Regions from separate parts of the Homo sapiens genome. Here region 2 is linked to region 1. A link is a loop called in an ENCODE intact Hi-C map of the cell type or tissue named here. Cell type or tissue: HCT116. All regions are shown on one strand. Each heading gives the region's core, and the rest is flanking DNA. Links, peaks and the distances in the headings are about the cores only. Region 1 holds the start of LOC124901577 (a long non-coding RNA gene). Region 2 has its middle 21 kb from the start of GNA12.

Region 1 (15,210 bases), core at 6,666-11,665:
TTTGATGAAAATAGAAGCAGTAACACTTCAAAGTCCATGGGTGAAAGTCAGCCAAGGGTGAAGAGGCAGAACAGCCACCTGACTGTACAGGCAGCGAGACACAAACACAGCAGTAAGTATGTGATCAGATTGTAATCCATTCTCAGGTTAACCAAGAGTATTGTTCAGATGGCCTCAAAGGCATCCAAAAAAAAAAAAAAAACCATAATAGAATCTTAAAACAGACCATCATAAGGGAAAGGGGAGGCGATTAAGGATATGAGGATTAATGAAATCTCAGTGAGGCAAAGGAGTGTAGAAACACCAACATGAAATTGAATAACAAGGCTCATGTTAATCTGAAGCAGAAGTGTCAGTTCATATGATCTGGTTTTGTTTTTATCTCACACAAAAGAAAGCCAACTCATATCTCAAGGGTGAGGGGGAAAAGAAGCTAACCACAGTTATGCCATTCTTATGTTTCATTTTAGCAGCCTGACAAGCCAGCACTATGTGTCTCCAACTGTCAATAGGGCTGAGAGAACCACTTAAGCTAATTAACTGGTTAGGTTTTTGAAATGCAATAAGAACTGTACATCAGCATTGTTTAATTATTTCGAAACTGCAAATGCTAAATAAATACTGCAAGCCTTTGATAAAGAAGTAGCACTGCTATTTTATAATGCATTATTATCAAACATTAGTGAATAAGGGTGAGCATACAGAAGCAAATAAGGTTCCAACAGCAGGATTCCAAACTGCATATTGAAGAAAAACATACAGTTCATAAATAGAGCAATTTGTAGTACTGTCCAACATATAAAAAATAAACAGTTAATTCAAGTACAGGTCAAATTGATACGTTTATACAAACAGGTGCCCAAAAAGAATATCAGTTCAACATACAGAAAGCAAAAAGCAATAAGCTAAAATCCCCTTGAATAACAAAACAAATGAGATACTCACATGTATTAAATATTTCTTCATTAATTTGTCAAATGGCATGCTGTATGAAATTTTGTTTATAACTTCCTTTAGAAATAATAACCAGTGTCTAAATTTAAAAATAATTAAAGCCAATGCTCTAATTTTAAACAGGATTAATAATAACATCAAGAAAAAGTAACATTTTAGTCATACAGTGAATTTATTAGAGCCAAAATTAAAGGATGAACTGGCCAAGCACCATGGCTTCTGCCTGTAATCCCAGCCACTTTGGGAGGCCACAGCAGGCATATCACTTGAGGTCAGGAGTTCAAGATCAACCTGGCCAACATAGTGAAACCCCATCTCTACTAAAATTATGAAAAAAAAAATTGGCCAGGCATGGTGGCACATATCTGTAGTCCCAGCTACTCAGGAGACTGAGGCACAAGAATTGCTTGAACCTGGGAGGCAGATGTGGCAGTAAGCCGAGACCGCACCACTGCATTCCAGCCTGGGTGACAGCAAGACTCTACTTCAAAAAAAAAAATGAAAGAATGAACTATGGCGTTCTCCATTTTATCATACACTCGCCTTTGCCTAAGTCTTTTTAGGTTCTCTCTCTCTCTGCTTCCCAGCCCCCTGCTTATACCCTTCTCATCCACCTGTGTTTGCTGAGAGCAGGGCTATATTTCCCTCTTTCTCCAGAGCCTGGTAGGATGCCTCACCTGTGCTAGTCACTCAGTAAGTGGCAGTTAAATGATTTGTTTTCAAGGCCCTCTCTGCCACAAAAGTGGGAACTCCTTGAGGAGAAGGACAAATTCTTAGTTATCCTTGTATACCCAATGCCTAGAACAGTACCTGACACATAATATTCCATTGTGTAACTGCAAAATGAAAGAACTTCATCTTCAATTTATAGTATCCAGCTTGGGAGTTTATAATATTTTATAATGTAGGTCACTAGCAGAAAGCTGGTTTCCTAAAAATACGTCTAATTTCTTAAATGAAAGCTGGCTGCCCAGTATCACACCCTTAGATAACATATTTCTGGATGTAAGTATCCCGCCACTATGTTGATTTTTTCCTTCATTTTACTGGTTCACTCATTCATACCTTTTAATTGCAGAGATTAAAGCAGGTTGCTGAGACCAGTCAACCAAGGCACTGTCACCAAAAGTGTCACTTGGCAGGATGGTCACCAGAAGTATCACTTGGCAGGATGCAAATGCCATGAAGGCTAGCATCATGCAAGAGACCTTGTGAAAGCTCTGTTTTCAATCAGCCCCTGAAGGAACACAACATTGGGTAATGGCTATGAGCAAAGATTATGTGTTTTACAAAATTCCTGCTGGGATCTATGAAATTTTTCACGCAAAGTTCCAGAAAGTGCTGAATAGGTTGTGAACGAAGCAGGAAAGAGGAGCCAGTGTGCAAGGACTTCTTTCACCCCACGCATCATTAGTGCAGAGCAGTAGCCCTTGTCTCTGTTATTTGTTTGTTTTCCTACCTAGTAAGGGAGAGACAGAGCAATTCTGGGTGAAAGGATAATCTCTGCCCTTTCCTCTAGCATTCTTGATCCCATTGGCAACCAATTCTCTGTGCCTCATCCACTCTAGTTTATTCAATCTTGTCTACAAAGAGTTTAAAACTAAAAAAGGATATTTTCTGCTTGTTTGAGTAAAAAAGTAGACTGCTTACATTACAAATGTACTGTTCACATTTATCTTATAAAATAGAAACTCCTCGATTCAATTAACTTCCTAAATTCATTTTGTGTATATGGATGTATACACGCACATGTTTAAGTCTCCTGTATATATGGGTATGTTCCTACATGGACATTGTGCATGCTTTCTCCAGCATTCAAAAAGTCTGATGGTCAAATATTATTTTCCCCTAAACATCCCCTCGTGTCAAACACATCCAAAAACTAGGAGGTTGGTTTATTCTCGTTTAGTGCCCTGGTCTGGATGATAAAACTAAGTGTTTTCAGTATGATGTTTCACTTAATCCACAAAACGATCTATAGAATAACTAACCAAAGCTCAAGTAGATTAACGAACTGGCCCACAGTTGGAGAGAGAGAGAAGATTTAAACAAGGTCTGTCCGACCAGAGTGCCTGTTCTTGACAATCATATGCCAAGCCAGTCCATTGGAGAGGAAAAAAATAACCCAGGGAGGATCCCTCAGACACAACGAGTAACTCCACAGAAAGAAACACATTTGTTACTTAAGGGTAAATCTAGGGCTATTTATATTGTCTGGGCTATCTGAAAAGCTTTCCCACAGATACAGATAGACGGTTTTTAAAGCCAAGAGTCCAGTGTAATATACACATCCAAATTCTATGCCAAGGGCGGATCAGAGAGATGGTAATGGAGTTCACATTTTGAATGCATAGGATTTTAAATGAGAACAAAAATCACGTGGATTAACCACTTAACTTGTTCTAGAGTTTGTTTAGAAAATTAAGCACAACAGACGAGGAGCGGTGGCTCACGCCTGTAATCCCAGCACTTTGGGAGGCCAAGGCAGGTGGATCACTTGAGGTCAGGAGTTTGAGACCAGCCTGAGCAATATGGCGAAACCCTGTCTCCACTAAAAATACAAAAATTAGCTGGGCATAGTGAGGTATGCCTGTAATCCCACCTACTCAGGAGGCTGATGCAGAAGAATCACTTGAACCTGGGAGGCAGAGGTTGCAGTGAGCTGAGAACATGCCACTGCACTATAGCCTGGGCGACAAAGCAAGACTCTCTCAAAAAAAAAAAAAAAAAAGAAAGAAAGAAAAGAAAAGAAAATTAAGCACAACAGAACTACACTGAAGCAGTAAATAACTAAGTACAATCAAGATGACTAGTGTCCATTAATTCTCTTGCAGAATTCACTACCTGCTACTACTGTGTCAGCTCTATTGCTAAAGTGAGCTTTCCTTATAACCATATCTGATAACACTACCTCCTGCTCAAAATCCTTCTAGATCTACATGTTACTCCAGCATGGGGTAAACCCAAAAGCTTTCAAAGGCAACAAACAGATAAAACAGTCTAGCATGAAACTAAAGACAGGCAGAGATTTTGGGGGAGCTAGAGAGAGCACAGAGATCTGTAAAAGCATATACATTCAAATTTTGTGGCATACTATATTCAGAATAAATACAAAAACCGGTGGTCAGCCCACAGCCTGTTTGCATGCAACTTGGGCACTTCAGTGTTTAAAATCTGTGCTCCTTTGTGCAGTGATAAGGCTCTGAATCTTCTGGACACATTGGGTCTAAGTTTTACCCCCAGTTACTCTTACTCTCCACCTCACACTTCAACTCCTATAATACCAGAGTACTCATACAGCCACCAATATGCCACACTTAGTTCTTGTGAAAAGCATTCCAAGATTAAGGAAAGTGTTTTTTGTTTTTGTTTTTGTTTTTTTTTTTGGTTTTTTTTTACAAATGAGGAAGTCTGAGTAGACCAGTGTTGGACTAGATCCTCTTTAAAAATAAGAAAACCAAGGCTTTCCAAAGTCACAAAGCCTGCCTCAGGTAGGACATCGTCAGAACCCACACCCTCTGGCAACTGTTAGTTCAGTTCTGAAAATTCACTTGTTTTTGTTCAGAATCTTTCTGAACACAGGCAGTTCCTTTTCTACACAAGTTTCATTTGAATATTTTCACTTACTTAATACAAACATTAAGACCTCAATCTTACGATATACATTACAGAGCACAAAATTAACATTACATTATTTTAAACTTCATGCCTTTGAAAATGCTCCAAAATAGCTTTTACATTCTTGTCCAACCAAAACACATCTGTTAAACTACCAATTACAGTAGCATTTAAAAGCCTCCCATATTGTACTACTGGACAGTACTGGACCATTTACCAAGGCTGCAGTTGTTCAAGCTCTGAAGTAATTGACTTCAGTCATGCAAAAAGACTGATAAGAATCAACTGGCTTTCAGCCCAGAGAAGCTTTCCAAACCAGTTTGGAAGTATTTAATGATTTTAAACATGTCAAAACTTTTTACTGAATATTCTTTCACAACAAAAATAATGTCAAGCCTAAGGGCAGACTAACAAGTTGTTTAGATGACAAAAGAAGTCAACAGTCACTATTAATAATAATACTGCAGATTCTCTGTTCTGAGAGTAAATTAACTTGTTTATCAACCATGGCAGAAAATAATAAAACATACAAAAAAGAGGTAAATTATTACAAATCAGTGATAACAATGACAAAGCCATACACCGGAAGAAATCTACTGTTTGCAGCTATTAATATAAGTTATTTAAATATACACAGAAACATATATAGGCACACCTTGTCTTACTGCACTTAGCTTTCTTGTGCTTCACAGATATTATGTTTTTCAAATTGAGGGCTTTAATTTGTAAAATTACAAATTTTGGAGGTTTGTGGCAGCCCATGTCCAGCAAGTCTATTGATGCCATTTTTCCAATAGCATCAGCTCACTTCACGTCTCTGTGCAGGCATTTTTTAGAAAATGTTTAATTAAGGTATGTACTCTTGTTAGCCATAATGCTATTGCTCACTTAACAGACTACAAAATAGCATAAACACAACTTTTATATGCACTGGGAAACCACAAAATTTGTGTGATTCACTTTATTGCAATGGTCTGGACCCTAACCTGCAATATCTCCAAGGTATGCCTGTATATGGAATAAATAAATATATATATAATATAAATAAATATATATATTATATATATATATATATATATATATATATATATATATATATATATGTAAGATATTTCAAATCCCTGTAATGCAGCTTGGAAACAGAGTACCCCAGTATCCAGTCAGACGCACAGTGCCCTCACTCTTTCAGAAGAGCACACAAGTGAGCAACCAGCATGGAAATAGACTATTCTCTTAGGTAGTAACTACTGTACCATTTTACATCAAAAAGCTGATAGGATACTGAGTCTCCATATCTTATTGTATTTGTGCTCTCTTTACTCTTTACTCAGATATCTAGATATTACCTGTCATCTTTCTCATAGGTGCAAATAAACTTTTATTTACCAAAGTCATTAAGCTGCTAAATAATCCCTCTTTCGGTTAGAACAAAAAGACCTGTTTTTCATGGTATTTATGAGTCAGCATCACAAATCAAACAAAAAACACCATCAAATAGTCAAAACGTTCAAATAACCTTAAATGAGCAATAATAACTAACAATTCTCCAAAATTCATTTCCCACCATTTGAAAGAAGCAACCATTCATCACTTTAATGATGTAAATGGGTAAAATGAAATGAAATTACAAAATTTTAAATTACAGGAATCTTAGAGATCTTCTAATAAGTAAGCTCATAAGAAACAGAAGTATAGGTCAGGCATGGTGACTCACACCTGTAATCCCAACACTTTGGGAGGCTAAGGCGGGCAGATCACCTGAGGTCAGGAGTTCAAGACCAGCCTGATCAACACGGAGAAACCCTGTTTCTACTAAAAATACAAAATTAGCTGGGTGTGGTGGCATGCAGCTGTAATCCCAGCTACTGGGAAGGCTGAGGCAGGAGAATCACTTGAACCCGGGAGGCAGAGGTTGCAGTGAGCCGAGATAGCACCACTGCACTCCAGAGTGAAACTCTGTCTCAAAAAAAGAAAGAAAGAAAGAAACAGAGGAATAGAAATGTTTCATCTAATTCATAATAAGCCAAAGTTTGCATAATTAAATCTGTATCAATCAGAAGCTATCACATTTATATAAGTGCAAAATAATCTTTACATTCCACATAGCTATAATGCAATCTACTGTTGAGTGTAGAATAAAGTTTATATTAACTAATAGACTCAAAAATATTGCAACTTAAACACATTGGTTTCCATTTTTAAGCTACACAAATAACTAAGGGAAAACTGCAATCAAGAAGAAAAACAACTTTTTGATTTAAACACCTCAAAAATGGCCCAGATGAAAAAAAGCAACAACAAAACTGAACTACTTGAAATTCTCTGCCTTTCACAATGCACATTCTTATTTCACTTGGGAAATTTAATTGTGCTTTGTGTATGACCTTTAAAGCATTGTTGTCACAGCTTGATAACATTCAAATAATTTCAATAAAACACCTACCACAGATGGGAAGTCATAAAATCATAATAGAAATACTCAAACTTTATAATAGTATTTAGGAGAACTTTATTTTCTAAAACTTGGTCTTTGCCTCTTCAGAAATAAACATTGTGCTTCCGAGTGAATTTCTTGGGCAGACACAATAAAAACTACTGAAGTACCTCCTCCATTACTCTCTGAATAGCCAAGCTTCACCATCCTTTATAACAGATATCATTCATTCTCCAGTCTTCATTAAAGCCTTTCCTAAGAATCTCAATTAGATTTTATATATATCCTCCACATATCCTACTGAGTGCAGGATACTGAGCCACATGAAGCTTTCTCAAGTTCTTTTTGCATTTATTTTCCGCATATTATTTTCTGTGACATTGCTCTATCTGTGAGTCACATAAAAGCTAAACCTCAGAAACCAGATTGAGTTCCATGAGGACAGGATCCAGTTTTGTGCTTCTTTTATATCTCCCACAATAGCTAGCTCAAGGTACATATTCAGCAGGTGTTCTTACCTCCTAATCGACAGATGCAGTAAAGACAGCTACACACATACGTAAGAACATGATATAAACTCCTAGCAAACGCCATGCACTGGTCTTCAAATCCAGATAGTTAAATAGTGATAACATTTAATAACTAGGCATTTATACAAATGCCATTTGTGCTCATTTTGGCCAAGATTCAGATGTTAACAGTTTAAGTATTTGAAAAATTAAGGGGTAATTCATACATTCTAATACTAGTAGATACAAAATTATTACACATCAGTAGCATTATCTCCATAATAAAAAAAAAAAATAAGGCTCAGAGAAGTAATGTAACTGCCCAAAGTGCAAGTAAGAAGTAAATCTGGAAGTCAAACTTGGGTCTTCCCATCCAGTGAACTACGGCTGGCTCAGTATATTGTGGCCACAGCCTCTTCAAGACTCACCTGGGCCATGAGTGGTCTTGTTATTTTCCCCCAGCAAACCATAAAATTATGAAGTCCTATGGGTTCCATACATGGAATAGTTTGGCAAGTACCATTTGACTCTACAGATGCTCTCTCTCAAAAAGTCTTTGAATAAAATATATTACCCAGTGGTGACACTGCCATTTTCAAGGCCCCATAATGCTCTTGTCACACAGTAAACAGGAAAATTGTAATTGTTTAAACTTCCAAGTTATCAGTTACCTTTCCATTCTGATCCTGCCTCCATGATATTATGCTCAACTCATCTTGATTGGAATTCTGTGTATTCCCCCAAATCTTGTCATGTGATTATTCTAGAAGACCTCTTGAATGCTCGTGTAAGTGGCTGACATCATCAAGTATGGATTTTAGTAAGTGAAGCGTGATCTGTATATTTTTCAGACTCACAATGACAGCTCCCTATGTATCTTCTAAATCCATCAGGACACATTACGGAGCTGAGGGCTATGAGGCTGCGGATGGCAGCAGGGACCCACGCAGAGGCAGTATTAGATGACTACTCATCTCGAACTGGCACTGGCTGCTGTCCCTTCCCTTCTCATCATCACTGTCCTGTCCTGACACTGGAGTTCGGCCAGCTGAGGCAGACCTACACGAGACTGGGTAGAGATAAGCTCCATAAGCAATTCCTCTGGCCGTAAGAATGGCTTTGAAAACTGAGGTTGAAGCTCCTTTATAAAGCTCTGTTGCATAATAGATTCCTCATCTCATGTGTTAACATGAAGGCAAACACAACCATAAAATGTTTTTGCCTGTGTATATATTTTTAATTACGCCATAAGAATCCATGAACCCACCAACTACAAAATAAAACTGGACCTTAATTATGACACATATATTTCTAGGTAACCCCCACTCCCATCCTTTGGTCTGCCACCATCTGAGGTAACCACTATCCAGAATCCTGTACTTTACTTTTTATAGTTTTATGTTTATCTATTTTTGTGTAATACAAATACTGTGTATATTTTTATGTATTTATAAGTACATACGTTCTTTTCATTGTTTCTAAGTTGATAAAATGGGTAAAGGCTGTATGTAACCTTCAGGGACTTACTTTTTCACTTGTTATAAAAATTCATCCATTCGAAGTTGGGGGCACTCTCAGAATGGTGGAGTGAAGATCTGTGGAAACGCTCCCATGCATAAAAACAATGAAAATGCTGCCACAATTTTCAAAATCAACTTTTTTGAAAATTCTGAAAATTAACCAAAGCTGTACAACAATCTAAAGCATTATCTTAGGAAAGCTGCTGAATCTTGGCTAGAAAGGCTTGGTTCATGGCATTTTAACTTGGTCTACTCCATCCCTCTCTCCTAAGCTCCATTCACAGTAGGCTAAGAACCAGCAGCCTCCCTAACAATGTGAAAATGTGTAGTCCTGTAGCCACCAGAGGGAGCAGACCCAGTTCAGACTTCCCCAAAAGCGCCCTCTCTGGAGCACTGTCACTGTCTGACCTGCTTCACAGCTCTCAGGGAAGCCCCATTCACAAGGCATTATCATTACTTGATGTCATGCAGAGCTCACCAAGCAGGAGAAGCCCTCTACCCTAGGGCATTTGTCAAAAACAATCAGCTGCAATTGATTAACACCACAGCTATTAAGTCGGCCATACCAGTTGGGCAGCCAAGAGTCCAGCCAAAAATTTAAATGGGAGACCTGTGAAATGAGATGTCCACAGTGGGTATCTGGAACTCCACACACATGTACCGGGCCATATACAAGCCGAGGAAAGAGCCATACACAACACATATACAGAGCCCCTCACAGAAGGATGGGAGACTTAGTAAAAGGGATTTGTGTCCAATCATCAACTGACCACTAATCAAACCCAACAGAGATTTCAGTGTCCCCACACAATGAAGAAAATAAACTTTATGAGATTAGTCCAGAGAAGTCACTATACGAAGTAACAGCAGCCTTATCAACAGGATGATACTCTGGGGGGATAACAAATTTGAACTTCCAAAGTTTACACATTAAATAATTTAAAATTTATAGTGTTTAACCAAAATATGAAGCATGCAAAGATATAGGAATGTACAGACCATACACAGGAAAAGGAGTCAATAGAAGCTGTCCCTGATGAAGCCTAGATGTTGAACTTAAGACGTAAACTTTAAAGGAAACCATCATGCTCATACTTTCCTTTAATTCTTTAACTCTCACAAAATAAAAAATGTCAAGAAAGAGACAGACATCACAAAAAGGAACAAAATTAAAACTCTGGAATTGAAAGGTATGATAACTGAAAGGAAATATTCATGTAAGGAGTCCACAGCTGACAAAAATGAGCAGAAAAAAGACCCAGCAAATTCAAAGATACATTGAGATTATGTGGTCTGAGGAAAAGAATAAATTATGAAAAAAAAATGAAAAGAATCTCTGGCACCTCTGGGACATCCCCAAGTGCATGAAGTTACACATAACTGGGGTCCTAAAAGAAGAGAGAAAGAATAACTGAAGAGATAATACTGCTGGTTTCTGTTGCAACATGTAAAGAGCTCGGAAGTCCCACTCTCCCAACATGAAAAATAGTGGAAAACTTGAACATGGACAATTCTTAGATACACCAGAGAACTGAGGTCTCAGGGCAAATAGTTGCACTGAAAACTGGAGACACAAAATCACAGCTTACTAGGAGGAGCGCTACTAGAGGAAATAACTGTAGGAACACTTAAGTGGTAACTCACTATTTGCTGGAGGCTGAGTATAAACTAGCTTGAGGAAAAAAAAAAAAAAAAACTACTGGGGGCTCAGTCTTAGGGGACCCATACACTTTCATAAGTTTTACCCCCAGAAGTCCCACTATGTTCTCCTGGTGAAGACTGGAGGTTAAAAAAATAAATAAATAAAAATAAAAATAAAATAATAAATAAATCATGTGCTCAGCAAGGGCAAGGGGAAAAGTAAGCATGCCAAAATGCATCTGGGGAAAAGTATTTTGAAATATGCCCGGAGCCTTCTGTTCTATATAATAAAGGCCTTCTCCCAAGGGAAACTACTTTGTCAGAACTTTATGTGACCTAGGGGAAGGTGATTATACAACTCAGTCCCCTCTAGCATCCCTGTCTCACAGAAGAGGAGAAAAAAAAATGCTAAGAAACTCTTCTGAAGGTCACAGCCCAGGGACTCAGGCCTACTAAACAAATCTGAGGTTTATCACAAGATTATAGAATGTTTCCTCTCCGCAACACCTTATCACTACATCAACAGGGCTCTAATAGAACAACAGTGGATTACAACTAAAATAGCTGCAAGGTACAGACTCTACTTAAGGCGGTATTTCTAGGGAAGCCCAAAGAAAATAAAGGAGAAAAAAGCAAGGATACTACGGGAAACTAAAGCCTGTGAAACCTACAGTTACAGAAAAACCTACAGCTACAGAAAACCTACAGTTACAGAAAACGTTAAACCTACAGTTATAGAAAACGTTAAACCTACAAGCCAGATAAACAAAACCTCACACTGAAGACCTATTTACTACTTCAGTTCCTGCTACTCAGTACATCATGCCTGGCTTTCCACAAAAAATTACAAGGCATGCTGAAAGGCAAGAAAACACACAATCTGAAGGGGCAAAGCAAGCATCAGAATCAGACTCATATATGGCAGAGATTATGTAATTATCAAACCAGAAATTCATAACTATGATTAATATGCCAAAAGCTCTAATGGAAAAAAGTGTAAAACATGCAAGAAGAGGTGGGTAATGTAAGCAGAGATAAAAACCCTAAGAACAAATTTTTAAAAACCGCAAAAACACTACAACAGAAATGATAGCCAAAAATGTCTAGTTTGATGAGAAACATTAAATTACATATCCAAGAAGTTCAATGAACTCCAAATAGGGTAACTCAAAGAGTCAAACACACATTAAGACAAAATGTTCAAAGACAGAATCTGTAAAACAACAGAAAAAATGACTTGCATATTACAGGGAATCCTCTATAAGATTAACAGCTGACTTCTTGTTAGAAACCATAAAGACCAGAAGGCACTGATGTGACATATTCAAAGCGCTGGGGGGGGGAAAGAAAAGACTACGAACCAAAAATTATATATCCAGCAAAACTATCCTTCAAAAACGAAAATTAAAATATTCCCATATAAAGAAAAAATGAGAGAATTTGTCACCAGCAGAATTGCTCTACAAGAAACACTAAAGGATTACTTCCAGCTGAAGTAATTCAAATCCATATGAAAAAAATTTGAAAGTACCAATAAAGGCAATTAAATAGGTAAATATAAAATACAATATAATTGTTTTTGAGAACGCTTTTCTCCTATTTGTTTTAAAAGGCAACTGTATAAAGCAATAATTATAAAACTTTGTTGATAGGCTTATAACATATAAATACATAATTTATAAGGCAAAAAAAGCATGCAAGTGAGAAAAAATTCTGTGTATGTTTGAAATTATGCCAGGATTAACCTGAACTGAATTTTAAGTTATTTGTTATGATCCCCAGGATAACCACTAAGAAAGTAACTCAAAATATATACTAAAAGAAACAACAAGAATGATGCATTTAAGAAAAGAATCCATTTAACACAAAAGAAAGCAGTCATGGAGGAATGAAGGAACAAAAAATATATAACATTTATAGAAAACATATAATGAAAAGGTATACTTAAATCTTAATAATTACATTAAATATAAATAAATATAAATGAATTAGACCATCTAATCAAAAGGTGCAGATTAACAGTATAGACTGAGAAAAATAAACTTGACAACCATATGCTGTCTGGAAGAGATTCACATTAGATACAAAGATACAGATCAGTTGAAAACAAAAGGATGGGAAAAGATATATCATGAAAACAGTAATCAGAGGACAGCTATATTAATATCAGACAAAATGAATTTAAAGACAAAAATTGTTACTAGAAAGAAAAGGAAATTTTATAATAAGAGGGTAATTCAGCAGGTAAAGATAACAATTTATAAATATGTATGCAGTAACAGGGGTCCAAAATACATAAAACTAAAACTGACAAAATTAAAGAGAAACAATAGTTGAACATTTCAATTTTCAATAATGAATAGAACAAGTAGACAGAAGATCAACAAAAATACAGAAGACTTATAACACTGCCAATCAACTTACCTTAACACACATCTAAAGCACACTCCACACAACAGCAGCAAAATAATCATTCTTTTCAAGCTGCCATAGAACCCAAGATAAGTCATATGCTGGACCACAAAGAAAGCATTAGCAGATTTAAAAGGATTAAAATCGTATAAAGTATATTTACCAACAATAATGCAGTTATTTCTAAATACGGGTCAAAGAAAAATTTTTTTAAAATTACAAGGGGGAATGAGCAAGTATTTTAATCTGAATAATAGAAATACAACTCATGTCCAAGTGTATGAGATGCAGCTAACACAAGACTTAGAAAAAAACGTATAGTGTTAACATTCCTATATTAAAGAAAAAAATCTCAAATCAATAATCTAAGAATTCACCTTTAAAATGTAGAAAACAGAAGACTAAACCATATCAAGGGAAAACAGAATGAAGAAAATAAAGATGACAGGAGAAATTAAAGAAATGTAAAACAGAAAAACAACAGAGGAAAAATTAAAAGGTGGTTCTTTAAAAACAAAATTGGCAAACCCTTGGCAAAGAGAGAGAGAAAGAAAACCACAAAAATCAGGAATGAAAGAGAGATGATTACCACTGACCCCTCACAGATTAGAAAGACAAAGAAATATTAACAACTTTACGCCAACAAATTCAACAACTTAAATAGACAAATTCCTAAAAAGTCACGAATGACCAAAACTGACTAAAGAAGGAATAGAAAATCTCAATACATCTACAGCAAGTACAAAAATTAAATGAGCTTTTAAAATATGTTCCCACAAAGAAAAGTCCAGGCTCAGATTCCTTCACTGGGGAATTTCATCAAACACTGAAGGAGGAAATAATATTAATACTCCACAAATTCTTCCGAGAAGTATAAGAAGTAGATTTAAGAATATTACTCACATCTCATTCTAGAATATTCCCACTCATTATGGGATGCAATAACACCCTGATAGCAAAGCGAGACAAATTATTACCAGAAAGGAAAACTACAAACCAGTATCTCTCACAAACACAGATGCAAAAATCCTCAATAAAATATTAGTGAACCAAATTCAACAACATATAAAAAAAGATGATAAGCCATCTTTTTTAATTACCCCAGAAATGTGAGGTTTTAACAGCTAAAAATCAATTAAAGTAATGCATCATATTAATACAGAATAAAAACCAAATGAACATCTCAACAGGTACAGAGAAAACATTTGACAAAATCCAATGTGCATTCAAGATAAAAAGTCTCAGCAACCTTAGAATAGAACCTGGTAACATGTGCAAAAAACCTACAGTGAATATAATACATATTGGTGAAAGACCAAATTCTTTTCCTCTAAGACAGGGTAAAAGGCACAGATGTCCACTCTCATCTCCTCTATTCAGCACAGCACTGGAAGCTCTAACCACCCAAGAAAAACAAATAAAAGACATTCGGTTTGTAAAGAAAGTGGTAAAACTGTCTTTGTTTGAAGATGACATGATCCTGTATATAGAAAACCCCAAAGAGTCCACAAAAAAACTATTAGAACTAATTTTTAAAAAGCACATCTAGTTCACAGGATATAATACAAGATCAATATATAAAAATCAATTATATTTCTATAAGCAATAAACAATCTGGAAGTAAAATTAAGAGACACATTCACAATAGCATTAAAAAAGTACATACAAATAAAGGTAACATAAGAACAAGACTTGTACTGTAAAAATTATAAAGCTTTGAAGAAAATTCAAGTTTTTTTAAATGATGAGACATTCAATATTTATGGATCGAAAGACTCAATATTGTTAAAATGGCAATTCTCCCCAAATTGATCTATACATTCAAAATAATCCCTATCAAATTCCAGGAGGCTTATTCCCACAGAAATTGATAAGCAGGTCCTAAAATGCAAATGAAAATGCAAAACATTTAGAATAATCAAAACAATTTTGAAAAAAAACTGGAGGTCTTTTCTAAATTTCAAATCTTATATAAAGGTACAGTGATCAAAGCATTATAGTACTAATAAAAATCATTGATCAATGGCACATAATTACGAATCCAGCAATAAATTCTTATATTTATTATCCACTGATTTTTAACAAACATGCCAAGGCAATACACTAGGGAATAGATAATACG
Region 2 (15,210 bases), core at 5,162-10,161, 540 kb after region 1:
CAACTTACATGGCTTTTTTTTAAATTATTTTTTGTCTGTTTCAGGATTTGTGTGCAGGGCAGGACCATCTTGCCGGAAGCGTGCTGTTACCATGGCACCCAACACGGCATCTGGTGTTACGTGAACATCCTCCTCTGACTGCGAACAGATGGGTGGATTGTTTTTCCAGAAGGATGAGCTCTATTTCATGATGAAAATCACCCAGGTGTTTTTGCACAAATCATAGGTTTAGTCCCCCAGATGCGTTTTTTACTGAAGTCTCTGGCTGTGTTCCTCACAGCCCAGAGGCCTGATGTGCTCTCTGTCTGCATTCAGCCACCGTCTGGGTGTGGGACTCAGAGTGAGCCTCAGCCCAAGTACCGCCACCCCATGTGGAGTGAGGAGATTGCACTAGACCGGTGGTGTTTCTCAAACTTGGACCACTGGTGTTTCTCAAACTTGGACCACTGGTGTTTCTCAAACTTGGATGGGTGTAAGAATCATCAGGAAAGTTCATAACATGCGGATTCTTGGACTCTACCTCCAGGTATATTTTGATTCTACAGGTCTGGGCTTGAGGCCTGAGTATCTGTGTTTCTAATAAGCTCTTGGGGGATGCTGCTGGCTTAGGGTCACTCTGGACTCAGACCCCAGACCCCTGCTCACCTGGACCTTCTCCAAACCTTGCACTGGAGAGAAGGTTCTTGAACCTCATCCTGGGGCAGGCACCCATTCCCTGAGAATCCCACTCTACCAGACCTCAAAATGAATAATCAGGCAATGAATAAGCAGATCCCCTCCCACCATGGCCCCAGCCTAACTGTGGAGACAGGCAAGCCTGCTCTCCATGCAGGAACAAAAATCAGTGCTAGAACAAAGGCACAGATCGAGCTGTATCTGGCAGGAGTGGTCAGAATGCCAGAGAGAGAGAGCTCAGGCAGCATTCCCAAGGCAGGTGGTAGACCCAGGGCCCCAGGGAGCGTTCAGCCAGTGGCAGGGGTTTGGGTTGAGCTGGTCTGCCCACTGGAATCAAAGTGGGCTGGGACACAGGACCAGAGTCCCAAATACAACCCTCGGGCTCTGCAAGCCTGGCCCATGTCACGTTCACTGCGCCCGCAAGCCATGAGTCCTGCCCTCAACTTGCGCCTGTGATGCTGTCCTCATCCAGTCCCAGAGAGATGATCCACCTCGGGGCCCTGCATAAGCCCTGGCCTCTGACACTCAGCCCCCATCTCCTTTACACTGGAAATGTCTCAGGTGTCAGCCCTCTCCAGGAAGCCTCCCTGACCCCAGTCCCTTGGTCGGTGCTCCCTGACCCCAGTCCCTTGGTCGGTCCATTGCCTAGGATGGAGTGCAGTGGTGCGATCTCATCTCACTGCAACCTCCGCCTCCCAGGTCCAAGCGATCCTCCTGCCTCAGCCTTCCCCGTGGCTGGGGCTGCAGGCAGGCACCACCACGCCCTGCTAATTTGTGTATTTTTAGTAGAGATGGGGTTTCACCATGTTGGCCACGCTGGTCTCAAACTCCTGACCTCAGGTGATCCACCCGCCTCAGCCTCCCAAAGTGTTGGAATTACAGGCGTGAGCCACCGGCCCCGGCATTTGGTCAGTGCTTTGATGCATGTGTCACATCAGCCTTTGTGTCACCGTCGGGGTGGCCCTGGAGGTGCACGGCTCTGCTTTCCCTCCCAGAGTCACCCTCCACAGGAATGCAGTAGCACCTGGGGCCTGGCAGCTCCTGCCCCACCCGGGACCTTGCTAGAGCTCCCCGTGGGCCTGGAGAGGACTTTCTCACAGCTGCACTGCAGCCTGGGGCTCCTCCCACTTAACCCTCCTTCCTTCCTCTTCTCCTCTGGCAAACACAAGCCCTGCGTCACGGTTGGAAGTTGGTCCCCGCCCACCCTGCATCCTCTCCCTGTATCCTGCTTGGGCATTGCGTTTCATCAATCTCTTGCTCATTTCTTCTGTCTTGACGTCTGCCTCCCAGATGACCAAAGTGACACAGGTAACGAAATGAGTCTCTCTAATGAGTTCCCTAAAGTCCTGGGCCTCCGAGGGCTGCAGGCCCTGCCTCCTCTTACTCATCGCTGACTCCAGGCACCTGGCCTAGAGCTTCACAGGGGCTCAATAGCTTCCTGTCCTGCTCAGGCAGAGAGGGGCAGGCAGGGAGGGTCTCACACTCCAGGGAAGGGTGCTGCCTTTGCAGAGTTGAAGTGGAGTGTGTAGGGGGTGGTGGGGGAGTCCTGGGAGACCGTCAGCCACTCCTTGTGCACGTGGGAAAGGGGGACCCGGACAGGACGGGAGGACGCAGGGTGTGAACAGCATCGGACCCCACAAAGCACCCCTGGCGCACAGAGGTAAGGTCTGCTGGCTCAGGTATCACTAAAAGCCACAGAGTGGCTCACCAAGCCCAACAGGGCCCAGACCAGGCGCTCAGCTCTCACTAGGTCCGATCCCCGCCTCGCCTCTGAGCTGTAGCCCTCTGTGCAGGGGGGGCGCACTCCTGCCCATGGCAGACAGACCCCTCCACTGGGACACACGGGGCCACCACAGCCCAGCGCCCTCTTTCTCCTCCAGGCAGGGTGGACTCTCCTGGGTGGAGACTGATATGGTGAGGCTTTGCGCCTCACCCAAATCTCATCTTTTTTTTTTTTCCTTTGAGACTGAGTCTGGCTCTGTCACCCAGGCTGGTGTGATCTCGGCTCACTGCAGCCTCTGCCTCTCGGGTTCAAGCGATTCTCCTGCCACAGCCTCCCACGTAGCTGGGACTACAGGCACGCACCATCACTTCTGGCTAATTTTTGTATTTTTAGTAGAGACAAGGTTTCGCCATGTTGGCCAGGCTGGTCTCGAACTCCTGACCTCAAGTGATCTGCCCACTTCGGCCTCCCAAAGTGCTGGGATTACAGGTGTGAACCACCGCACCCGGCCCCAAATCTCATCTTGAACTGTAATCCCCATAATCTCCACTGAGTCATGGGAGAGACCAAGTGGAGGTCATTGAGTCACGGGGATAGATTTCCCCCAAGCTGTTCTCGTGAGAGTGGCTGAGTTTTCAGGAGATCTGATGGTTTTACAAGGGGCTCTTCCCGCTTCACTCAGCACTTCACCCTCCTGCCACTTTATGAAGAAGGTCCTTGCTTCCTCTTCACCTTCCATCATGATTGTAAGTTTCTTGAGGCCTCCCAGCCATGCTGAACTGTGAGTCAATTCAACCTCTTTTCCTTTATAAATCACCCAGTCTCAGGCAGTTCTTTATAGCAGGGTGAAAACAGACTAATACATAGGCCTACCCCTTGGGCCACGTTACTGTTGCCAAAGATGTGAAGAGGTCCGGGTTACAGGACCATGCCCCTGGGTGGGTGTGTGGGTGGGTGTGTGGGTGGGTGTGTGCACGTGCGTGCCTGCAATGCTCCTGTGACTATGCGTGGCTGTGGTGTACGTGCGTTCGTATGTGACTCCATGGGGTACATCCGCGTGTGTATGTGTTTGTGTATGGCTTGGAAAGGCCCCACCAGAACTGGAATGGAACATGGGGAATCCCCTAGAGGAAACTGGAAGCCTCTGCTTTAAGGGTTATGATATGTTAATTCGCTGCGTTTAATCATTCTACGACGTATACATGGATCGAAGCATCACACGGTGCCCCTTAAATAGACGTAATTATTATTTGTCAATTACAGAAAGAAAGAATTGCCCTAAATTAATTAACAAATGCAGCATTTGCTAGCGAACTAGGAAATAAGGTGGAGAAAACAAGATTTAACCCTTATTTAAATCGAGACATCTTGTATTTTGAAAATGCAATCGAGTATTTTATTTTTAATAGAGATGAGGTTTCACCATGTAGACAGATTTTAAGTGTTCTCACTACAAAAAATAATAAGCATGGGAGGAATGCATATGTTAATTTGCTTGATTGAACCATTCTACAAGGTATGCGTATTTCAAAACATTGTGTTGTACATGATAAACATATCAATTGCTATTTGTCCATTTAAAGTAATATAAATAGCTGGGCACAGTGGCTCACACCTGTAATCCCAACAGTTTGAGAAGCCAAGGCAGGAGGATCACTTGAGCCCAGGAGTTCAAGATCAACCTGGGCAACAAAGTGAGACCCCCATCTCTACAAAAGTCAAAATAAAATTAGCCAGGTGTGGTGGTGAACACCTGTAGTCCCAGCCACTTGGGAGGCTGAGGTGGGTGGATCACTTGAGCCCAGGAGGTAGAGGCTGCAGTGAGCTGTGACTGCGCCACTGTACTCCACCCTGGATGACAGAGTGAGATCCTGTTTCAAAAAAATTTTTTTAATTAAAAATATAAATAGGCCAGCACAGTGGCTCACACCTGTAATCCCAGCATTTTGGGAGGCCAAGGCGGGCAGATCACTTGAGGTTAGGAGTTTGAGACAAGCCTGGCCAATATGGTGAAACCCTGTCTCTGCTGAAAATACAAAAATTAGGCTGGTCGCAGTGGCTCACACCTGTAATCTCAGCACTGTGGGAGGCCAAGGCAGGTGGATCGCCTGAAGTCAACTGTTCCAGACCAGCCTGGCCCACATGGCAAAACCCCTCCTCTACTAAAAATACAAAAATTAGCATGGTATGGTGGCACATGCCTGTAATCCTAGCTATTCAGGAGGCTGAGGCGGGAGAATCGCTTGAACACAGAAAGCAGTTAGCTGGGATTGCACCACTGCACTCCAGCCTGGGCAACAGAGCAAGATTCTGTCTCAAAAAAAAAATTTTACATGTATATACATATATATGTGTGTGTGTGTGTGTGTGTGTGTGTATATATATGAATATTTATAGGCTGGGCACAGTGGCTCACACCTTTAATCCCAGCACTTTGGGAGTCTGACGCAAGTGGATCACCTAAGCTCAGGAGTTTGAAACCAGCCTGGCCAACATGGTGAAACCCCGTCTCTACTAAAAATACAAAAATTAGCTGTGCATGGTGGTGCTTGCCTGTAATCCCAGCTACTTGGGAGGCTGAGGCAGGAGAATTGCTTGAACCCGGGAGGCGAAGATTGCAGTGAGCTGAGATCACACCACTGTACTCCAACCTGGGCAACAGAGCGAGACTCCATCTAAAAAAAAAAATATCTATCTATCTATCTATCTATATATATATATATATAGAGAGAGAGAGAGAGAGAGAGAGAGGCATTTAACAGGAAGAAAAGAACGCAAAATTGTGACCACTATGTTATAAAGGAAAATGTAGTACCCCACCCCCAGGCTGCAGGGGAGGAGGAAGCCCACATGTGCTGGATACCTGGAGATAGGTGGTGATATGGTTTGGATGTGTGTCCCTCCAAATCTCATGTTGGAATGTGATCCCCAGTGTTGGAGGCAGGGCCTGGTGGGAGGTGTTGGATCACGGCAGGCAGACCCCTCACGAGTGGCTTAGCCACATTCGCTTGGTGATGAGTGAGTTTTTGCTCAGTTTACATGAGATCTGGTTGTTTAAGAATCTGGGTTTAAGAGCTCTGGTCGTTTAAGAGTCTGGGGCCTCCCCCTTCTCTCTCTCACTCCTGCCGCCTGTACCTTCCGCCATGATTGGAAGCTTCCGGAGACCTCACTAGAAGCAGAAGGCAGCACCGCACTTCCTATACAGCCTGCAGAACTGTGAGCCAATTAAACCCCTTTTCTTTATCAATTACCCAGTCTCAGGTACTCCTTTATAGCAATGCAAGAACAAACTGGCACAGATGGCACCCAGGGAAATGGGAAGCCAACCCAGGGAATGGGAAGTCAACCTTCCACCCAGGGAAGGGCACATCTCACTAACACAGAAGGCACCTGGCAGGGGTCCAAGAAAGACGGTCCCCAAGTCTCCCATGGCCCCCATGGGAGCACGGGAGGATGTGAGGCCGGGAAATTAGTCAGGGACTGCTAGCAAGATGCAGAGAAAATGCCCTCCACAGAGAACCAGGCACCTCTGGGATAACCAGCATGGAGGGTGGGGGATGGCACATGACAATGTCCCTCCAGGAGACATCTGTGTTGGAGGGGGAACTGGAGCCTCCCCAGGGCCATAAGTTTATACCACCCCCTAGAGCATACCTGCCACGCCAGGTGAGCAAAGGAATGCTCAGAATTGAGCTTAAATGACCAAGTTCATCTGGAATTGGCCAAGATGACATTTTCCATCATCAGTCTGAAAAGGGGCTGGAAATAACGATTAGGTTGGGTCACAGAAAAACACAGTCCTAGCCGGGTACAGTGGCTCATACCTGTAATCCCAGCACTTTGGGAGGCTAAGGTAGGAGGATCCTTTGAGCTCAGGAGTTCAAGACCAGCCTGAGCAATATGGCAAAACCCCGTCTCTACAAAAAATATAAAAAATTAATGAGTCAGGTGTGGTGTCAAGCACCTCTGGTCCCAGCTACTCAAGAGGCTGAGGTGAGAGGACCGCTTGCGCCCTGGAGGTTGAGGCTGCAATGAGCTGTGATCCCACCACTGCACTCCAGCCTGGGCAACAAAGCGAGACCCTGTCTCAAATAAAAGAAAAAAGGGCCAGGCGTGGTGGCTCACACCTGTAATCCCAGCACTTTGGGAGGCCAAGGCATGTGGTTCACTTGAGATCAGCAGTTCAAGACCAGCCTTACCAACATGGTGAAACCTTATCTCTACTAAAAATACAAAAATTAGCTGAGCGTGGTGGTGGGCACCTGTTATCTCCAGCCTGGGCGACAGAGAGACTTGGTTTCAAAAAAAAAAAGAAAGAAAAAAAAAAGGAAAAAAACACAGCCCTGGTTTTGCTTCACTCAAGTACATGGAATAAGAAACGCTTGCCTGCTGGCCAAGTGACCCTCCCACAGCGGTCAGGAAGCTTCTAGAACCCGGTTATGTTGGCTGAAAGCAGAAATGGCCAAGTCAACCTCAGTGTGATATTGAGGGGGCTCCTGGGGCTGGAAGCATGCACCCCAAACTTAGACCCCGGCAAAAGGAGTGGGGAAGATGCCGGTGCCATGAGGGCAGGAAGCTGAGTTTGTTGCTAGGGGCCTGGGAGTGTTCCCGGAGGACGGGAGCCCTGTGAGGGGCATCTGGCGGCTGACACTGATGAATGGCTGTGCCGGGCCAGCCTTACCTGGGCAGCCAAGGCCAAAGCTTGGGGGCAGGAGGAGTGGCAGTGACACGGCTGCAGCTGGATGGAATCCGGGGCCTGAACCCCAGCATCCCCTCCCTGACACCCTACAGCTACCCATAGCCGGGGAGGTGGGGAGGTGCCGGCCCTCGGCCCACAATGCTGATCACATCTGTCTGGTTCTGAGGAGGAAATCCAGGACCTAATGAGAACAAATGGCAGCCTGGATAACTCATCTGTGGTCACAGATGAGATTTCCCCACCCGCTGCACCCCTAATTCAGCAGAGGCCATCTATGGGTTTCCTTGTGTGGCATGAGCGACACCTGGTGGTCACAGATGGGAATTTCGAGTCATGTTCTTCAGGCTGCTTGGGACACCCCACCTGGACCCCATCCCACTCTGGGCAAAGGCAAGACCACCACTGAGCTCAGGGTGCACCTGAGACTTGGCCGCAGCAAGGAGATGTAGATACAAGGATCACGTCAGAAGACGTTTCATTCATTCATTCACGTTCCCAAGCATTTAGTGAGCGCATACCAGGTATCAGGAAGAGATGAACAAAATGGTTTTATGAAGTTTGCATCCTAATGAGGAAAGCAGATAACAAGCATGTAAATATCAGATAATTCCTTACTGTTAAGTGCTGTGAGAATTCACAAGGTTCAGAAATTGAGTCAAAAATCTTTCTCAGTACCCTCAATAAGCTTCATCTCAGGCCGGGCGCAGTGGCTCACGCCTGTAATCCCAACACTTCAGGAGGCCGAGGCGGGGTGATAACTTGAGGTCAGGAGTTTGAGACCAGCCTGGCCGACAGTGAAACCCCGTCTCTACCAAAAAATAGAAAAATTAGCCAAGCGTGGTGGCACATGCCTGTAGTCACAACTACTCGGGAGGCTGAGGTGGGAGAATCATTTGAACCTAGGAGGCAGAGGTTGTAGTGAGCTGAGATCTTGCCACTGCACTCCAGCCTGGGCAACAGAGAGAGACTCTATCAAAAAAAAAAAAAGTGTAAGCCTCATCTTAGCTGAATCCCTGGACACTTACCTTGCCACAGGTCCCAGGCCCCAACCTCAGGAACTTTATATGGACTCTTGCGAAAGTGAGGCAGTGGAGTGACTGGGCAACGGATGTGGAATCAGGAAGACCTTGGGTTCCAATCCTGACTCTGCCACCTCCTAATTTTGTGGCCTTGGGCACATTACCTACCTTGTCTCAGCCTGTTTCCTCAACAGAGAAAAATGGGAATTACAACAGGACCTTATTACAGGACCTACCTCCTAGTTACAAAACTTAATGCCATAACTTACGGTCAGAAAAGTGCTTGGAGCATCTCCAGACCCAGAGAACCACTTGCAGTAAATATTAGCTGCTATTGTTATTGATATTACTATTGTGCCGACACTCCAGACCTTCTCCTCCTCCTCCTCTTCCTCCTCTTCCCCTCCCAACCCCAGAAGCCAGGAGAAAGAGGAAGGACCGCAGCCAGTCCCCCCGACCTCTCCCCTCCTTCTCCAGGGCTCTCCGGCCAAGGCTAAGCCAGCCCTTCAGTGGGGGACAAGATGAGTGCGAAATTGCATGTGAGATGGCAGTTTCAGACTCAACCAGACTGGCCTTTCTATTGCCCAGAATTACCCAAGCTGAGGCTAAGGGACAGGAAGCAGAGATTGGAAAGGGCAGGGCTGACGGGAGTGAGTCACTGGTGGGGAGAAAATGAACCACTTCCTGTGTGTTCCCACAGAGGTCAGGGCCCTCAGCAAACAGCGACAGGCTACAGGCTCGTTCTCCGGGCCTGGAGGAGGCTCGGTGCCCAGCGTCTCCGGAGGACTGGCTCTTCCCTCCGCCTGGGGAGTTTGCGGGCCCCAGACACAATCCCCAGGGAGGGGCTCGGCTCTGGACAGCCTTGGCCTCTTTCCCCAGATTTCCCCAGCACTCACACTCTCGGGAGGCTCAGGGTCTGTACTGAGAAGGGCCCTTGCTCGGCGTGGTGCTCTGCTGTGGCTGTTTTGAAATTCGTAATACTTTTTGGACAAGAGGCCCCACATTTTCATTTTGCACAAATTGTGCAGCCGGTCCTGAATCATTGCTGGCTTTCCAAGGTCACAGCCAGCAAATGGAACTAACTCCAGGGCTCCTGGTCATCTGTGCCCCCACAGATACCTTCTGGGGGTCTCTGAGGTCAGGCGCCCTCACCCTCCTCCTTCCCTGGAACACGGGCGACCACTGCCCACTTTGCCGCTGCGGCACCCTGAGCGCCGTGGCCCGTGCAGACCACCAGAGGAAGGATCCCGGGAGCCAGGACAGGGCAAGGAGGTTACTTGTTGGGGCAGAAACATGGCTACTGGTCCCCTAGGGCAGAGAAGACTGCAGGAAGTGGGGAAACCTGCCAGACAGCCACCCTGGGAGAGGAGGAAGACCTGTCATCCAGTAGCAAAAAATGCAAGTTCCGTGGTGGTCTAGCGGTTACAGGGAGGGAAAAAAATGCAAACACTTAGCGAGCACTGCCAAGGCGACCGGCATGTTCTGAGTTCATTCTCTGCATTTACCCCTTTATCTCCACCGGGTCACTTCCGTTTTACAGAATAGAAAACCAAGGGCCGGGTGCGGTGGCGCACACTTATAATCCCAGCACTTTGGGAGGCCGAGGAGGGCGCATTGTGAGGTAAGGAGTTCGAGACCAGCCTGGCCAACATAGTGAAACCCCGTCTCTACTAAAAATACAAAAATTAGCCAGGCGTGATGGCACACAACTGTAATCCCAGCTACTCAGGAGGCTGAGGCAGGGGAATTGCTCAAACCCGGGAGGTGGAGGTTGTGGTGAGCCAAGATCCTGCCACTGCACTCCAGCCTGGGCAACAGAGAGAGACTCCGTCTCGGGAAAAAAAAAAAAAGAAAACAAGGCACAGGGAGGTAAGGAAGTTGTTCAAGAGCCTACAGAGCTAGTGCCTGGCAGAGCTGGGGTCTACGCCAGGATGCACTTTGCACCCTGCCTGTTCTCCATACGTTAACTCGAATCTGTCCAATAACCGTACAGCACTTATTAGTACTGACCGATCATCTGTGATGTCTTAAGGGTAATGGGTAGAATTGTACTTCCTGGGACCTTAGCTGGGAGAGGCATAACTAGTACTGTATTAGTTGGGGGTTCTCCAGAGAAACAAAACCAGTAGGAGATTTTTTTATATGTAATTAATAAATTATGTATACACACACACACACACACACACACACACACTCTCAGCCCCTCATAGCTGCTTGTTCTGCATCTATGGATTCAATCACCCAGGGATGGAAAATATTTCTTAAAATAACAATACAACAATAAAAAATAAACACCTTAAAAATACAATCTAACAACTATATTTATTGATTTATTTATTTTCGAGACCAAGCGTTGCTCTGTTGCCCAGACTGGAGTACATTGGTGCGATCTCAGCTCATTGCAGCCTCCGCCTCCCAGGTTCAAGTGATCCTCCCACCTCAGCCTCCCAAGTAGCTGGGATTACAGGTGAGCACCACCGTGGCTGGCTCAATTTTTCTTTTTCTTTCTTTTTTTTTTTTTTTAAGACAGGGTATCACTCTGTGATGGCACATGCCTCCACGCTTGGCTAATTATTTTGTATTTTTATTAGAGACAGAGTTTCGCCATGTTGGCCAGGCTGGTCTCAAACTCCTGACCTCAAGTGCTCTGCCTGCCTCGACCTCCCACAGTGCTGGAATTACAGGGGTAAGCCACCACACCCGGCCATTATCTTTTTTTTTTTTTTGTAAATTTTTCTTTAGTGGAGATGGGGTCTCACTATGTTGCCCAGGCTGGTCTGGAACAGCATTTACATTGAATTAGGTATTACAAGTAATCTAGAGATTATCTAAAGTGTACAGAAGGATGTGCGTAGGTTATATGCAAATACTACACCATTTTATATTAGGGACTTGAGCATCCAGGGATTTTGGTACCCATGGGGGATTCTGGAACCAAGTCCCCATAAATACTATGAGACAACTGTAATATATTTATAGTTATTCTATAACATAATATAATACCAAATATATTAATGATATTATATACATACACTGGTAACGGGATTTTTTTTTTTTTGAGACAGAGTTTCATTCTTTGTTGTCCAGGCTAGAGTGCAGTGGCGTGATCTCGGCTCACTGCAACCTCTGCCTCCTGGGTTCAAGCGATTCTGCTGTCTTAGCCTCCGAGTAGCTGGGATTACAGGCACCCGCCACCATGCCCGATTAATTTTTGTATTTATTTATTTTTTTTTTTTTTTTTTAGTAGAGACGGGGCTTCACCATGTTGGCCAGGCTGGTCTTGAACTCCTGATCTCAGGTGATCCGCCCACCTTGGCCTCCCAAAGTGGGAGGCCTGGGATTACAGGTATGAGCCACCACGCCCAGCCGGGTTTTATTTTAATAAATTGGCTCACACAATCTTGGGGGCAGGCCAGTCTGTAGTCTGCAGGGCAGGCTGGCAAGCTAGACACCCAGGCAGGAGCTGGTGCCACAGTCTTGAGTCTAGAGGAAAAATTTCTTCTCCAGGAAGCCTCAGTGTTTGCTCTCAAGGAACAACAAATCAGATGAGGCTCACCCACGTTATTGAGGGCGACGTCCTTTACATAAAGACAAGTGGTTGCGGATATTAACCACGCCTCCCAGGCACCTTCACCACAATGCCTCCATTCATGTGTGATTAAATAATTGATTAGGATCTTAGCCAAGCAGACACACGCAACTCCTCAGCACCGTTCTGTCCAGTACGCTGTGTGCAGAACTCGTGTGTCACTTGCAGGCCGTGCACCTGTCAGCACAAAACTTTCCCAAGCTCTTTCTTTCTCTTGGCTCAGTGGCCAACAACGTTCAAGACAGTGGCTGCTGCGTCAGCCTGGATCCTGGGGTGAGATGATATGGAAGAGAGTCCCCAAACCAGAAATAAGTCTTGGGTGTTAAAAGCCATGAAAAGGGCCGGGCGCGGTGGCTCACATCTGTAATGCCAGCACTTTGGGAGGCCGAGGCCGGCGTATCATTTGAGGTCTGGGCAACATGGTAAAACCCTGTCTCTACTAAAAATACAAAAAAATTAGCCAGGAGTGGTAGAGGGGGGCACCTGAAATCACAGCTACTTGGGAGGCTGGGGCAGGAGAATTGCTCGAACCTGGGAGGTGGAGGTTGTGGTGAGCCAAGATCCCGCCACTGCACTCCAGCCTGGGCAACAGAGCAAGACTCTGTCTCAAAAAAAAAAAAGCCATGAAAGGCAGCTCCCTCCTTCGTCACCACCGGGCTGATCCTTACTCATACCACTCCCATGTGGCACAGAGTGTCACAGTTCAGAGCATGGGCTCAGGGCCACCTGTCTGTCTTTGAATCCTGGCTCTGCCTGTAACTGGCTGTGTGATCCTAAGCAAATTCCTTAACCTCACTGGGCCTCGCTTTTCCTTATCTGTAAAGTGGGAACAATAAGAGTATGTACAATAGCACAATAGGACTAAAATCAAGATCCAAGGAGATAATACACATAAAGTCCTAAGGAGAGTGCCCGGCACAAAGTCGGCTCTCAAAAAATGTTAATTATTATCACTATCATGATCTTCATATGACACGAGATACAAATGACGCAGTGACGTGAAACCTCTCGCTCAAAATCACACGCTCGGTCGGGCCCAGTGGCTCATGCCTGTAATCCCAGCACTTTGGGAGGCTGAGGCAGGCAGATCCCCTGAGGTCAGGAGTTCGAGACCAGCCTGGCCCATATGATGAAACCCCTATCTCTACTAAAAGTACAAAAATTAGCCGGATGTGGTGGTGGCAGGCACCTGTAATCCCAGCTACTTGGGGGTGCTGAGGCAGAAGAATCACTTGAAACCAGGAAACGGGGGTTGCAGTGGGCCAAGATTGTGCCACTCCAGCCTGGGTGATAGAGCAAGGCTCCATCTCCAAATAAATAAATAAATACATATATAATTATATATATTATTTATATATAAATATATATATTATATATATAATTATATATAAATTTATATATAATTATATATAATTATATATAAATTTATATATAATTATATATAATTATATATAAATATATATAAATATATATAAATATATATATATATATATATATGTGGTGATTGGGCCAGAGGGCTCTACCCCACAGGTGGGATTATAAAAGGGTGAGTTCAGCTCCCTTTTGACTCTCTTTGTCCCTCTGCCATGGCAGGTTGCAGCAAGAAGTCCCTTGCCAGATGCTGGTATTGATTGATTGATTGATTGATTGACAGGGTCTCACTCTGTTGTCCAGGCTGGAATGCAGTAATGTGACCGTAGCTCACTGCAGTCTCAAGCTCCTGGGTTTAAACAATCCTCCAGCCTCAGCCTCCTGTAGCTGGGACTACAGGCACACGCTAGCAGGCCTGTTTTGTTTTGTTTTTTTAATTTTTTGTAGAGACTGGGTCTCACTGTGTTGGCTAGGCTGGTCTCGAAACTCCTGGCCTCAAGGAATCCTCTCGCTTCGGCCTCCCAAAGCACTGAGATTATAGGTGGGAATCACTGTGCCCAGCCAGGTGCTGACATTTTAATCTTGGACTTCCCAGCCTCCAGAACTGTGAGGAAATCAATTTCTATTCATTATAAATTCCCCAGCCTCGGGTATCCTGTTGTAGCTGCACAAATGGACTAAGACACTGGCCATGAGCACAACAGCTGCGACCAGCCCCCTTGGCATCTATCTCTAAGTTCATGGATGCCTCTTCATGCCTCTTTCCTTCATGGCTGAAGCAGACATTTGTTGAGGGGCTTCTGCCGGGGACAGTGGAGTGCCTCTGAGCTGTTCCTGTCCCCTGCCTGTCCCCACGCCAGGTTAGCCATGCACTAATGCATGTGTCTTCTAAAGGGACTGAACACAGATCTGGCACTTAAAAGAGATTCAAGGATTTTGCATGTTACAGATGAGGAAACTGAGGCTCTGTTTCTGACATGGGGCTTTGAGAGGGCTGAAGGGGTAAGCATCCACTCTTTGAGGTTTTGTGTTTTTTTTGGTTTTTTTTTGTTTTATGTTTTTTGTTTTTTGTTTTTTCAGACAGAGTCTTGCTCTGTCACCCAGGCTGGAGTGCAGTGGTGCAATCTCAGCTCACTGCAACCTCTGTCTCCCGGTTCAAGCAATTCTCCTGCCTCAGCCTCCCAAGTAGCTCGGATTACAGGCATGCACCACCACGCCTGGCTAATTTTTGTATTTTTAGTAGAAATGGGGTTTCCCCATGTCGGGCAGGATGGTCTCAATCTCCTGACCGTGATCTGCCTGCCTCGGCCTCCCAAAGTGCTGGGATTACAGGCATGAGCCACTGCACCCAGCCTTTTTTCTTTTCTTTTCTTTTTTTTTTTTTTTTTTGAGACAGAGTTTCACTCTTGTTGCCCAGGCTGGAGTGCAATGGTGCAATCTTGGCTCACTGCAACCTCTGCCTCCCGGGTTCAAGCGATTCTCCTGCCTCAGCCTCCCAAGTAGCTGGGATTACAGGTGTGAGTCACCATGCCTGGCTAATTTGGGTTTCACCATGTAGACCAGGCTGGTATCAAACTCCTGACCTCAGGTGATCCACCCACCTCAGCCTCCCAGGGTGCTGGGATTACAGGCATGAGCCACTGTGCCTGGCCTTTGGGGGGTTTTTGGCTTTAGGATGAACCAGACAGAGGCAGCGCTCAGGGACGGAAGAGCCACAGTGGCAAACACACAGGGGACGCAGACAATCAGTGGCTGCTGTAAATATCCGTGGAACACGGTCGATCTCAACGAGGGGCCGGGCTATGAGCACGGTCTCCCTGGAGACACTTAGCTATCCTCAGGGCACCTCGCAGGGGCTGAGGCCCTGCAATTATCCAGGTGCTGGTTTCCATGGCAACAAAAATCAGAAGGTAAAGTCAACAGGACCTTGTTTATTCTTGCAACCTGTGAATCCAGGGAGAATACAGGCAGCACCAGGGTATTTGACTAAAAACAACATCCCATTCCCCAGACAGGCTAGATAATAAAGCAGCTCCTGGCCTGTCACCTTTAACACGGGGAAAGCCCTTTCACCCTAGAACTACAGTTGCAAAGAAATCAGGTAATAGATTTTGTTTTCATCAGACCAGGCATG

What was found. Peaks named below come from ENCODE experiments on the same cell type or tissue, not always from the same donor. Only the 100,000 strongest peaks of a DNase experiment are listed, where the experiment ranks them.
Region 2: it touches region 1 in a loop (6-fold over the local background); 2 of 110 quality-filtered maps call a loop at or near these places.

What each region holds. Positions count from the first base shown.
Region 1 is chr7:3,394,290-3,409,499 of GRCh38, reverse strand. All of the region lies in intron 1 of SDK1 (sidekick cell adhesion molecule 1), which reads right to left. LOC124901577 (a long non-coding RNA gene) reads right to left here and starts at 10,713. Exons shown (of 2, transcript XR_007060196.1): 1 at 1-10,713. RefSeq lists an enhancer at 9,195-9,944. In HCT116, for the core only: a CTCF peak has its summit at 9,393 (motif pointing right); a DNase peak (open chromatin) is centred at 9,419; H3K27me3 peaks cover 439 bases.
Region 2 is chr7:2,857,397-2,872,606 of GRCh38, reverse strand. No RefSeq gene overlaps it. Among named protein-coding and RNA genes, the nearest start is that of GNA12, 21 kb to the right of the region's middle. RefSeq lists enhancers at 332-983, 8,769-8,898, 9,547-10,193 and silencers at 1,790-2,009, 2,957-3,161, 7,912-7,991. In HCT116, for the core only: a CTCF peak has its summit at 7,398 (motif pointing left); DNase peaks (open chromatin) are centred at 7,436 and 8,756; H3K4me3 peaks cover 1,883 bases; H3K27ac peaks cover 1,811 bases.